2 separate regions of the Homo sapiens genome follow, and region 2 is linked to region 1. The links are chromatin loops, found by intact Hi-C in ENCODE. Cell type or tissue: gastrocnemius medialis. All regions are shown on one strand. Each heading gives the region's core, and the rest is flanking DNA. Links, peaks and the distances in the headings are about the cores only. Region 1 overlaps SYNPO2 (synaptopodin 2). Region 2 overlaps SYNPO2 (synaptopodin 2).

Region 1 (6,682 bases), core at 1,659-4,158:
CCTTGCCAAATGGGGACATCAGTATGCAGTGTCATTGTGACATACACATTATACCTAACTGGATATTTTGCATATTTTTCATAGCAATCTTCTTAATGTAGCTTCCAAAATAACTTCTCTCTGTCAGTTAATTAGTGTTTAAGAATATAAACGAATTTATATATTTGGCTAAAAATACTTCACATGTGTATATCTTATAATTTCCAAAGTGTGTCTTAATATATGTTATCTCTTTTAATATTAATTCGGTTGATAAAGTTTTATAATTCTCAGTTTATAGATTAAAAAAACTGATCCTGAAAAATAAATTAATTGCAAAAGCATTATATAAAGAAGCCCAAAGTTAAATATAATTCTTTCCCTCTGTTAGGGGCATCAAGCTACTCCCCTGCGTCAGCCTGGATAAAAAGAACAGGCTGTCACTTAGTATTGTTGAAAATTGCAATGACTTTAATACAGAGTTTGTATGAAATAGAATCTCACTAAATCTAACCTTAATCCTTGAAAACATTGATAACAAACTATTCTTTTTTTTAATGGGCCTAAGGAAAATGATTACAGGAACACATCTGTAAGATAATGTGCAATGGGAGAAAGACTGAAAATGGAACCAGTCTGCTTATCAATAAACCTGAAGAATATATGGACTCCAAGTTTATTGTGTCTTTTCTAACAGATTCGTGATGAAACTGAATGCAGTGAGGTTCTTATAAAAGCAAATGGAGAATTTCTGAAACAGATTCATTAAAGAATTCTGAAGAGTAAACACCTTCATGAAGTTAAAAGACTCATCTCAGAAAGAAAATAATGTCTGCTCTTTTGAGGGATATTTCATTATTTGACAACCTCAATGAGAACATGTTTATGGTTTTGGATTACTTTAGGCACCTAGTGTTTCTAAATCGTCTATCATTCTTTTCTGTTTTTCAAAAGCAGAGATGGCCAGAGTCTCAACAAACTGTATCTTCAAGTCTTTGTGAAATTCTTTGCATGTGGCAGATTATTGGATGTAGTTTCCTTTAACTAGCATATAAATCTGGTGTGTTTCAGATAAATGAACAGCAAATTGTGGTGGAATTACCATTTGGAACATTGTGAATGAAAAATTGTGTCTCTAGATTATGTAACAAATAACTATTTCCTAACCATTGATCTTTGGATTTTTATAATCCTACTCACAAATGACTAGCTTCTCCTCTTGTATTTTGAAGCAGTGTGGGTGCTGGATTGATAAAAAAAAAAAATGAAGGATGACCTTTCCTGAACAGAATTATGGATTTATGTCTGTATTAGTTCATTTTCACACTGCTACAAAGAACTGTTTGAGACTGGGTAATTTATAAAGGAAAGAGGTTTAATTGACTCACAGTTTCACATGGCTGGGGAGGCCTCAGGAAACTTAGAATCATGGGAGAAAGTGAAGGGGAAGCAAGGCACATCCTACATGGCATCAGGAGAGAGAAAGAGTGAGTCGGGGACTGCCAAACACTTTCAAACCATCAGATCTTGTGAGAGCTCACTCACTATCATGAGAACAGCATGGGGGAAACCACCCCCATGATCCAATCCCCTCCCACCAGTTCCCTCCCTCAACATGTGAGGATTGCAATTTGAGATGAGATTTCAGTGGGGACACAGAGCAAACCATATCAATATTTTATGTGATTCTACCTATAGATACTCCCCCTTCCTTCACCCCTCTTCCTTCATCCTGTTTAACAGAATTTACCTTCTTGAATTTCACCTTTTCAGGACATGTTATTTTTATCCTAGGAAATCTGTAATCATGACCAATGAGTGTCATTTAACCCCAAATATCTTGTCGCCTTTAATAGTATCTTCTGGAGAAAATTTTATTTAAGAAACTCATATATGATGTTTACTAGGTGCCAGGCACTTCTTGAATCACCTTTTAAATATAATGACAGAACTCTGAGGTTACCCTTAGTTAAGATCCCCATTACAGGGGCACAAAGAGGTTAAGTGACTTCTCCAGGTCACATGGGTATGTATGATCAGAGCTGGGGTTCACATCTAAAGAGCCTGGAACCAGGGCTTGTGTTCTAAGCTCCTAGACATGTCACTTTTGGGTCTAGTGTAGTTTGAACAGCCAGTTAGGACGGGAAGACAGCATCTCAACAAGAGCATGCTGGAGAGATTTTTGTGACCCCTTAAACCAAACCTGCTTTTCTTGTTCTGACATTAAGTATAATCTCAATTACTTAATGTCAAATCATTTTATTTGAAACTTTTATTTCCAGAACGAATAATTTAGGAAATAAAATAGAAGTAGGCTAGAAACATTTATAATTCTGCTTTCTGAAGGATGATAATTTTCTATTTTCTTAGCAAGATTTTCCATGTCTTCTTGAAAACTATGGCATGATACCTTGTTTTTGAAGCAAAAACCTTCAAGCAGCTGACCATTTTTGAGAATTTTGTCATGCAGTTCAAGACATATCAGAGGTGAAATTATTAAGAGGTTATAAATCCAATGTGTTTTGCTGGCAGTCTAGATACTGATTTTCTACCTCCTCAGTAGCCCCTATTCCATTTCCTGCTCTGTGTTCCTGCTCCCACCACCTCGGCTCAGGTCCTTATTTTTGTCTCTTAGATAATTATATTGGCCCTGTAACTGGTCTCCTTGTTTCTGGTTTCACATTCCTTGAGTTCATGCTACAGAGAGCTGCCAGAGAGATTTTTCTAAATCACCTGTTATATCACTGCTTAAAATACTTCAAAGGCTCCCCATCACTGTCATCGAGATAACCATAACATTGGTTTTATCTTATGTGCAGACATGGGTTAAGCACTTTAGGAATTATTTTGTTACTAATATTCCTACAATCATTTTTTTTAACAGTGGAGGAAACTGAGGCTTAGAGAAGTTAAGTAAAAAATTGAAGATCATATAGTTAGTAAATGGCAAAACCAGGACAGAAGCCAGTTTGATGACAAAGCCCATGCCCTTAGCTGCCACCCTGCAGTGAGGCTTGTTCACAGGCCGACGGCCCCGCTGTGGCACATGAAGCTCTCTGTGATCTGGATGCTGACAAACTGTCCAGCCCCATCACCTGTCACCCTCCCAGAAGTGCATTTAGCTATTTGAAAATACCACAGTTCTCTCAAACACTGTTCCTCCCTGGTTGCTTCATCCCTGCTGTGTCCTTGGCTGGAATGCTTGTCCACCCCATCTCCTGGCACCTTCCCTAAAATGCTTGGAGAAATTGTACTTACCCTGGAAATCTCTGTTAAAGTCAGTTCTCTGAGAGGTTTGACTCAATTGTCTAGTCGGAGGGGAGCACTTGCTCTTCCATGTTGCTGTGATCACACACAGCTTTCACCTTGAGCTCCCACGTGCAGCCTGACGCTGAAGCTTTTGTTCACAAGTCTGTTTCCTCCATTAGACCAGTGATAGCCAAAAGGTTTGACTGTGCCTCTTAAATTAAAACAATTTTGAGCATATCCCATATACAGGGTGTATGTACATATATATAAAATATAGTATATATGTACATGTACTGATGGGCTAATATTTTATGTACAGTATAAAACATCCCAAAAAGAAAACTTTAAAGCATGAGATAAAAGGTGAAATAAACAATATTTTAAAACTATTTGTATTTTATTTTCTTGACAATACAAAATGTCTTTTTATTCTCACTGACCAGAACTTTTTTTTTAAGTGAGAACAATGTGATTGACAGACTTTTTCAGATTTTGAAAATCTTGATGTGACCCCATGGGGTACAATGATTCAAAGGTCTAGTGAAACTTTATTTCAGTTCTTGAGTTTAAAGACTGTCAAAGCTGAAATGATAATCTCTTAATATATGCAGGTGCACACTGAAGAAATGAATCATTACCTGATAATCATTTTTCATTTTCGTCAATAAATAATGCAACTATTTTTGTTGCAATTTGACCAGTAGATTTTCATTTTCTCTGATGTCTACCCTTTGTTCTTACAAACTAATTGGAATAGGCTACATTTGTATATTTTAGTATTAAACCCTGGCTGTACTTTTTTGTTTTGTTTTGTTTTGTTTTTGAGACGCAGCCTCGCTCTTGTCACCCAACCTGGAGCGCAATGGTGCCATCTTGGCCCACTGCAACCTCTGCCTCCCAGGTTCAAGCGATTCTCCTGCCTCAGCCTCCTGAGTAGCTGGGATTACAGGCACCTGCCACCATCCCCAGCTAATTTTTGTAGTTTTAGTAGAGATGAGGTTTCACCATGTTGGCCAGGCTGGCCTGGAACTCCTGACTTTAGGGGATCCACCCACCTCAGCCTCCCAAAGTGCTGGGATTACAGGCGTGAGCCACCGCACCCGGCCTGCTGTACTTTTTATTTGAAAAATATGAAATTGGGTTAGAAATTCTTCTTCCTAGTTAAATGTGCTATTATGATGTTTTAAAGAATAATAAATTTAAATAATTTCCAGCCCCAAATCACTTGACTATAGAAATATTTTCAAGAATTTTCTTTCATTTCTTTTTGAAAATTTGCTTTCAAAGCAATTCATGTTAGGGAATATATCATGCTTAGTATCCTAAAATATATGTCAGGTGACCAGCAACTAAAAGCCACTCGTCATCACAGAAAACGTCAACAAATTTGGAACATCCATTTATCTGTTAAATAAAACTGAAATATCCTTAGGTTCCACAAGTATTTTAAGGATTTGCAAGAGATACCATTGGAACCTCAGTGGTACAAATGTCTGTATGATATAAAAACTTTTCCTAGTCACTCCCTATATCATTGCTACATTTTAAAGATTCCAGTATGGTTTAAATGTGAGTTTCTATAAAATTAATCATGACCTCCTGTAGCATTTTTGCACTTCTATTATTTTGCTGCATGAACTTGCCTACAAGTAATGCACTGAATGAATTTGATTTAAGGCACCTTTGTAATCTTACCCTAGAATCTCTTTCTCTCTCTCTCTCTCTCTCTCTCTCTCTCTCTCTCTCTCTATATATATATATATATATATATATATATGTCTGTCTGTCTATCTATCTATCTATCTATCTATCTATCTATCTATCTATCTATAGATATTTGTCAGTTCCTGCTAAAGCCAAGTACTTTATCAATGATTATCAATGTACACAGTTTTTCTACAAAATATTCATTTTCTTGAATTAAAGACTTCATATACTTTTGAGAACTTATCTCCAGTATCTTTCTTTCTTGGATTCCCAGAGAAGTAATTTTTTATTTCAGTATTGAAATATAATTTGAAAATGCCATAAGCCGAGATATTCCAGCAACATATATTTTTTTATCCAACCATACAGGAAACTTCCTCCAATATGTAGTTTGTTTTAGTATTATTTATACTAATTTTCTGATATATTTTTCTTTGCATCTTCAACAGTACTTGCAAAAAAATACATTTTGGTTTGTTGCCATATTGTATTATTTTAGCCACTTTTAATTTGTACCCATGATGATCTTTCTAAACATTATGCTTGGCTTAAATTCTGTTAAGTTTTAAATTGAGTATTGCCTGACTTCAACCCTTGTTGAAAAAACAAATCCAGAAGTTTCTGCTGCTCAGATGTTAGTTTTTAAATAGCTTCCTAATCCCAATTGCTTCACAGTAACACTAACTAAACTCACATCATAAGACACAATAAGGCAAAGTTCCTCTGTCACATATTCCAAATAACCCATATTCCAAATTATCTTCTTGACAATTTTGAGTATTTTCTCTACCTGTCACATAGGATTAAGCAGTAATGGTATTAATCTCACAATATGATGAAAAGTATCCATAGGAGCACAGGCGAAGAGTCAGCTCTGCTGTATTCTTGTTTTTCTGTTGTGCTTGAAATGTGTTATCTTTAATTATTAACTTCCTTTCAGACGTATTTTAATAGGAATCATTTTGTGAGAGTCAATTTCCTTGAAACTAGATAATTATATGGAAATTCACTTAATCAGGCATAGTAAAACATAATATATTGCAAAATACTGAAAGAGAATGAATTGACGAGAAACCCTCCACCCTGCTGGGAGGTGGGTCCCCTTTTTGGTGAGGTCACCAAAGCACTGTGGGAAGTACATAACTGTCTGTCTGGCCCACAGACCAGACTGGACCAGGATACCACTGTAAATCCACATAGTAAAGTAGATTCAATGTTAGTTAGTGCTCATTTCCTTTTCATTTTGTAGATGAAAATAAATGTAGATAAGAATCCAGTGGGCTTGTTAGATAGTTGGGGGAAGAGCCTTCCAGGCACAGGGTTCTAAAGGTACAGGAGCCCTGAGACAGAAGTGTGCTTGGTATGGTCAACAAAAGTAAATGTGCCAATGTAGCTGGCACATATTTCCATGACAAATTATTATGAGAAGTCCAGGCTTTCACAGTGATAAAAATGAAAAACTCTCTCTCCTGGGAACTCTGGCCATGTGGTTATTTTCCCATCATTAAATGATTAATGCACAGGTCCTTTAAGAACAACTTTGCAATGTGGTCTTCAAATTTCCTCTTCATCCATTTCGGCTTCTCATGATGTAGCAGCCTACTGACCAGTCTCTAGAGCACCTGTATTCGTCCATTTTCACACTGCCGATAAAGACATACCTGAGACTAAGTAATTTATAAAGAAAAAGAGGTTTAATGAACTCACAGTTCCACGTGGCTGGAAAGGCCTCACAATCATGGTGGAA
Region 2 (6,682 bases), core at 1,650-4,149, 130 kb after region 1:
GAAGTCATGTGGACTCAGTTTAAATGTCAAAAACTGTTGAGTCTGCTACTGAGAGGTGTCTTTAAAATAAAAGCTCTACCATTGATATCAAAAGCAGATCCTTGTTTTGAAAAAAAATCATTGTGCAGCTTGATGATGCTTGCAGAAGTGAGTTTGACAGACAAGGACATGTGTATACTGAGCAGTTACATGATCCTCTCCGTTGTGTAAGTCTTCATTTGACTGCAAAGTGTTTCATCTACCTTCTAGACACAGAAGTCAGTCTCCAGGGCCATGTGGAGGCATTTAAATGTCTCCAAACATAAAATATATTTAAATTCAGTGCTTTGTATGGCATTTTGTTTTACCCAGGGGAGAGAAGACAGAAAGGAGAATTGGGATAAGAATTGCAGTTAGGTGTTAGGATTTCTATTGTTTTATTTCACGTTTATTTTTGTTTGTTTTTTTTTTTTTTTTTACTAATTTTGGAATTTTATTTGAGGATGTAAAGGCTGACAGGCAAAGGCACTTGACTGTATATATGATACACAATGGCAATGAATTCGGTTATTCAAAGTAGGATATTAAGTCTTCTAACCTATTGTTATTCCTTTCAAAGCATATTTTTAGCATAACCATTTGTAGCTTTATTGGCAAGTGCTGTTAATCATTCCTTATACTTTAAGCATCTGTAGGCCATCTTCACATTTATAGCATATTAAACAAGAGTATTGAGACACCATTCACATACTTTACATGTTGGCAGTGAAGTTAGCAGCAACTGTGCAACTGTGACTGTCAATTTAATAAGTTGTATAACACTAGTCAAAAAAGGAATTCTATTTAGTAATAACCACAGTTTCAACTATTTTTCTCTAGAAAATTCGATCACCAGTAAATGCCTGTAATCATATTATAAAATTATTTCCTTGGATTATATTTTATTTAAAAAAAATTAACCATTAAGTCTGTGACAAAAAGAGCTAATTTTCAATCATAAAATAGTCAAAAATTTTTTCTTAATTTTCCACTTAACTGTTTTGAGGAATTAAAAAATTTAGGGGACTCACAGTCATTATCATTGAAAATATGATATAACTATAAATTATAAATGATAGATGCTATATGTTTAGTTGCTATAATTTGCCACCCATTTCTTTTTTATAATAGTAATAATGAAAGAAAATTTTAAATATTTTTATTTTTATAAAATAAAAATCATATTCTTGTTTTAAATGACTTAATTTCTGCATCAGTTTTTACACAGTTAAGTGGGTCACAAGTCAATTTTTAAATTTCTCCAAGGTTTATTCTTGCTGCAAGGAAAGTAATATTGTATTTCCAAAATAGCAATACATTTACAAACAAATCTGTCTAGAAAACTTTGTAGCTAGAGTTTCTTATATGTATTTACAATAATGTCATATTTTGAATTTTAATTATTGATTCAGTACCTTCAATGATTAATTCAGTGTTTTGAATTTATATTAATCCAGTAGCTGTGAGTGGAAAGATTTGGGGTGGTTGTCAGGGTAAAAAAAGAAAAAAGAGAAAGAAGAAAACCTAAATAGCTAAATTCATTACATTAAAACATTTAGAAAATTTTAAAACATCTTCTTGGGACGCTCCTCCCTTTTTAAGATTCCTGGAAACAGTTTTATATTGACACTTTATTTTAAAATATGGAAGTATGAGATATGTCTCATCTTGTTTTTCAGAAAATATTATGTCTTTAAATTATGTCCTTCTTAATTCTAATTTTATCCTATTAATTGACATTTACTAGCCAGTTTTTATTATTAAAGTGGAAGGATCTCTAGAGAAACAAATGTATGAAACATATATTCTAATCAGCATATATAAAATATTTTTATGTAAACAAATAGAACAGTATATTATTGTAGAAGGAAACATGTTAAGAGAAATAAGAAAAAGAAATGTGTTGGATTCCTTCAAAATTCTGTACTCAATGGCAATTTTTTACATATTTATTTTCCCCCAGGAGAGTTCATTTCTGAGTTGCTGTGGTGTCTTCCTTGAACTCATCAGCTCAATATAATTTTTTTTTTTTTGCTTTCCCTAGGGCTCAGGAGGAGTGAAAGCCTGTCAGAAAAACAAGTGAAGGAAGCAAAATCTAAATGCAAAAGCATTGCCCTTCTTCTAACGGATGCTCCCAACCCCAACTCCAAGGGGGTGTTGATGTTTAAGAAGCGACGTCGGAGGGCCAGGAAATACACCCTAGTTAGCTACGGTACTGGCGAGCTTGAGCGAGAGGCGGACGAGGAGGAAGAAGGTGACAAGGAGGATACATGTGAAGTAGCATTTCTTGGTGCAAGCGAATCAGAGGTGGATGAAGAGTTATTGTCTGACGTTGACGACAACACACAAGTTGTGAACTTTGACTGGGATTCTGGACTGGTGGACATTGAAAAGAAACTGAACAGAGGGGACAAGATGGAGATGTTACCAGACACCACAGGCAAGGGAGCCCTCATGTTTGCCAAGAGGAGGGAGAGAATGGATCAGATCACAGCCCAAAAAGAAGAGGACAAGGTAGGTGGAACGCCAAGCAGAGAACAAGATGCTGCCCAGACCGATGGCCTGAGAACCACGACTTCTTACCAAAGAAAGGAGGAAGAGTCGGTAAGAACGCAGAGCTCTGTGAGCAAAAGCTACATCGAGGTGAGTCATGGTCTTGGCCATGTTCCCCAACAGAATGGCTTCAGTGGGACATCTGAGACAGCAAACATCCAGAGGATGGTCCCCATGAATAGAACGGCCAAACCCTTCCCAGGGTCTGTGAATCAGCCAGCTACCCCCTTCTCGCCAACCCGAAACATGACGAGTCCCATTGCTGACTTTCCTGCACCTCCACCTTACTCTGCAGTCACTCCTCCCCCTGACGCCTTCTCCAGAGGGGTTTCAAGTCCGATTGCTGGCCCAGCACAGCCCCCTCCATGGCCCCAGCCTGCCCCGTGGTCCCAGCCAGCCTTTTACGATTCGTCTGAGCGAATAGCTTCCCGAGATGAGAGGATCTCAGTGCCAGCAAAAAGAACAGGAATATTGCAGGAGGCCAAAAGGAGAAGCACGACAAAACCCATGTTTACTTTTAAAGAGCCCAAAGTAAGCCCAAATCCTGAACTCTTGTCACTCCTTCAAAATTCAGAAGGCAAACGGGGCACTGGAGCTGGAGGTGATTCCGGACCGGAAGAAGACTACCTCAGCTTGGGGGCAGAGGCTTGTAATTTCATGCAAAGCTCCTCTGCCAAACAAAAGACCCCTCCTCCTGTTGCTCCAAAACCTGCAGTCAAGTCCTCATCCTCCCAACCAGTAACTCCAGTTTCCCCAGTCTGGTCTCCAGGAGTGGCTCCCACCCAACCTCCTGCCTTCCCCACATCCAACCCATCAAAGGGCACCGTTGTCTCCTCCATCAAAATAGCCCAGCCTTCTTACCCTCCTGCCCGGCCTGCAAGTACTTTGAACGTGGCTGGTCCCTTCAAAGGACCACAAGCAGCAGTAGCCAGTCAGAATTACACACCCAAACCAACAGTTTCCACACCAACAGTCAATGCTGTTCAGCCTGGTGCAGTGGGACCATCCAATGAGCTTCCAGGAATGAGTGGGAGAGGAGCTCAGCTCTTTGCTAAAAGGCAGTCGAGAATGGAGAAGTATGTGGTCGATTCAGACACGGTGCAGGCCCACGCTGCTCGAGCTCAGTCTCCCACTCCATCTCTCCCGGCCAGTTGGAAGTACTCCTCCAATGTCCGAGCACCTCCTCCTGTGGCCTATAATCCTATCCACTCGCCGTCTTACCCACTGGCTGCTCTCAAGTCTCAGCCATCAGCTGCACAGCCCTCCAAAATGGGCAAGAAAAAGGGAAAGAAACCCCTCAATGCATTAGATGTCATGAAGCACCAACCGTATCAGCTCAATGCATCCTTGTTTACTTTCCAACCTCCAGATGCAAAGGATGGCCTCCCCCAGAAGTCATCAGTCAAGGTCAATTCAGCCCTGGCCATGAAGCAAGCTCTTCCTCCCCGGCCAGTGAATGCTGCCTCACCTACGAATGTGCAGGCTTCGTCAGTGTACTCGGTACCAGCCTATACCTCTCCTCCTTCCTTCTTTGCAGAGGCCTCCTCACCAGTCAGTGCATCCCCAGTGCCTGTGGGCATTCCCACCTCGCCAAAGCAAGAATCAGCCTCATCATCTTATTTTGTGGCACCAAGGCCAAAGTTCTCAGCCAAGAAAAGTGGTGTCACAATTCAGGTGTGGAAACCATCTGTTGTGGAAGAGTAATCTTGTAGCTGAAGCTGAGTGTCCACTTTGCTTGAAATGAATTGTTTGCAGTGTTTCTTGAGTCCCTGAGAATGCCTAGCAAAGTCCTCAACTTACTTAATTTCAGATATGTCACCTCCTAATCTGGGTCCAAGGAGTATAATATTTTTAATGAGTCAAAAATCCAACTCAGATTGACCTAAAATATATTTATCTTCTTTGCACACTTAAAAAATCCAGGAGCACCCCAAAATAGACATGTACCGTTATATTAAGTAAGCAGGAGACTTAGGATTTGTGCTGTAGCCACAAGAAAGACAGTGATCAGTGATATCAAACATCAGGAATCAGCCTTTATGTAACATAACAGCTGTCCTCCTATGGTGAAAGGTTCAAATGTAGTGAAGGTATAACCTATATTGACTGAGATTTCCCTTTTAGGTAGTGCCTTATCTCTATTACTAGTGTTAAAGGAATAAGGAATCTATGAAGGACAGGGAGCAGCTCTGGTCTGTCAATCTCAGCCACCTGTTTGATATCACAGAGAAGATACTCGGAGGATTGTTGGAATGTATATAGTTTAGTAAGAAGTGGGTAAGAAAGAGGGTCTTAATTACTGAGCACTTATTATGTATTAGGTTCTTTGCCAGATGTTTTTACATATATAAACTCATTTCAGAAAACTTATTTAAAGTAAATGGGGCCGGGTATGGTGGTTCATGCCTGGAATCCTAGCACTTTGGGAGGCTGAGGTAGGAGGACTGCTTGAGGCCGGGAGTTGGAGACCAGCCTGAGCAACATAGTGAGACCCTGTCTCAATAATAATAATAATAATAGTAATAATGAAGTAAATGGGATAAGGAAAGAAGGATAATTATCTTTAAAGGTTGATTCCCACCCTCCCTCCCCAGTTACTTAAGGAACTAAGTGAGTACATCTCCAGTTGCCCATGAAAGCATAAGTTTGTTTTCCTCAGCTGAGGCAAGTGGTAGAGTATACAGGATAACGAAGTAACATGTAAAAGGCAGGACGCACATAAAGGTGTACATGGCTATTGTTTCACCTGGAGAAACCACATGATTGGGACCTGAAGGTTTACTGACTGACTACAGGGGCTGATTGTGAAGCACGAGGAACCCCATGTGTGTGGAGACTGTAGGGTGAGAGCACACAATTATTAGCATCATTTCTGAGTGATCTCACAGATTTTTTTTCTTGTGTTTGCTTTGCTTTTTGACAACTGCTTCTCCCACGTTCCTTGCAATTCTATTCTCTCACCTTCACTTTACTATTTGTATTCGATGGACCAGGATAATTCAGGCAAGGTTACCTTGTAAACTTTAATTGGCCACACACCATGTTGTCACCCAGCTGGCTATGAAGTGAATAATGGTACTGAAAGTAAACCTGAAGACCTTTCTCAGATCTATTTTAAGTCTGAGTCTGACCAACCATGGAAAATATTCGACATGAATTAATGTAGAGAACTATAAAGCATTTATGACAGCTCCAAGAAAAATCATCTACTCTATGCAGGAGATATGTTTAGAGACCTCTCAGAAAAACTTGCCTGGTTTGAGGGTACACAGTACCATTTTAATCTTCTGAAAATATCTGTATTCCTGCTCTTTTTCTGCTGTCACTGTCAATCTGCTATATTTTTCACTATCCTATTAAAATATTACTGTCTCCTTTATCTGTTCAATGTCCATATTTTAAAAAAATCTTCCTTGTATGAGCTATTCTGATCTAAATAATTTCTCTGATATTTCTCTATATGGCTCCCACAACAATTTCATTGTTGTTAGCATATCTATTTCTCCATACATTGTAAAACTGTAATCCTTAGGTATTTCTAAAACATAAAGAGGAGAATTAAGTCAGCTGCAGAACAATGGGGCTGATTCTTCTGCTTTTTCTCTGGAAAATCTTTCATTGCTTTTGGTGGAAATTTACCTAGAGGTTACAACCACAGGATGTAGCTTGGTCTCTTATTTGCCTTTTTGGGAAACCAATTAAGATTAATACAGGATAAAGGAAAAAAGCAATCTATTCATTATATAACACAGTTGTTTGTATTACTTGTTCCCTGCAAAGGAAATCTGTTGAATGCTTGCATTTTGAATTCTTTTCTAATAGAACAACCAAAAAAGGCTTCTTATGGTGCAGCAGGAAAAAAGATCATTTTTATAGCTTTGCATTCTTAACATAGCATTTAAAGAGCGGCATGAATTAGAGGAAAGACATGGAACACACAGGTAGTCGGTTTGAGATCATCGGCTTAAAAGTATCCTAGGATGGTAATGACCCAGAAGTATTTCCAGTTGTCTAGTGGTGTGGTATGCAGGAATGAGAAGTGTTTTCTTTCCATTTCCTGTTGGACAGGTGGCAATCTTAGCAGAGCCACTATTTGGAGTTGATAACTAAA

Evidence for each region. Peaks named below come from ENCODE experiments on the same cell type or tissue, not always from the same donor. Only the 100,000 strongest peaks of a DNase experiment are listed, where the experiment ranks them.
Region 2: it touches region 1 in a loop (6-fold over the local background); 4 of 110 quality-filtered maps call a loop at or near these places.

Annotation. Positions count from the first base shown.
Region 1 is chr4:118,895,728-118,902,409 of GRCh38, forward strand. All of the region lies in intron 1 of SYNPO2 (synaptopodin 2), which reads left to right. Among named protein-coding and RNA genes, the nearest start is that of SYNPO2, 10 kb to the left of the region's middle. In gastrocnemius medialis, for the core only: no CTCF peak of the experiment used is centred there; DNase peaks (open chromatin) are centred at 3,084 and 3,274; H3K4me3 peaks cover 518 bases; H3K27ac peaks cover 2,500 bases.
Region 2 is chr4:119,027,783-119,034,464 of GRCh38, forward strand. It overlaps SYNPO2 (synaptopodin 2), which reads left to right. Exons shown (of 5, transcript NM_133477.3): 4 at 2,063-4,245. Among named protein-coding and RNA genes, the nearest start is that of SYNPO2-AS1, 46 kb to the left of the region's middle. RefSeq lists an enhancer at 3,890-4,389. In gastrocnemius medialis, for the core only: no CTCF peak of the experiment used is centred there; DNase peaks (open chromatin) are centred at 2,252, 2,689 and 3,675; H3K4me3 peaks cover 2,500 bases; H3K27ac peaks cover 2,500 bases.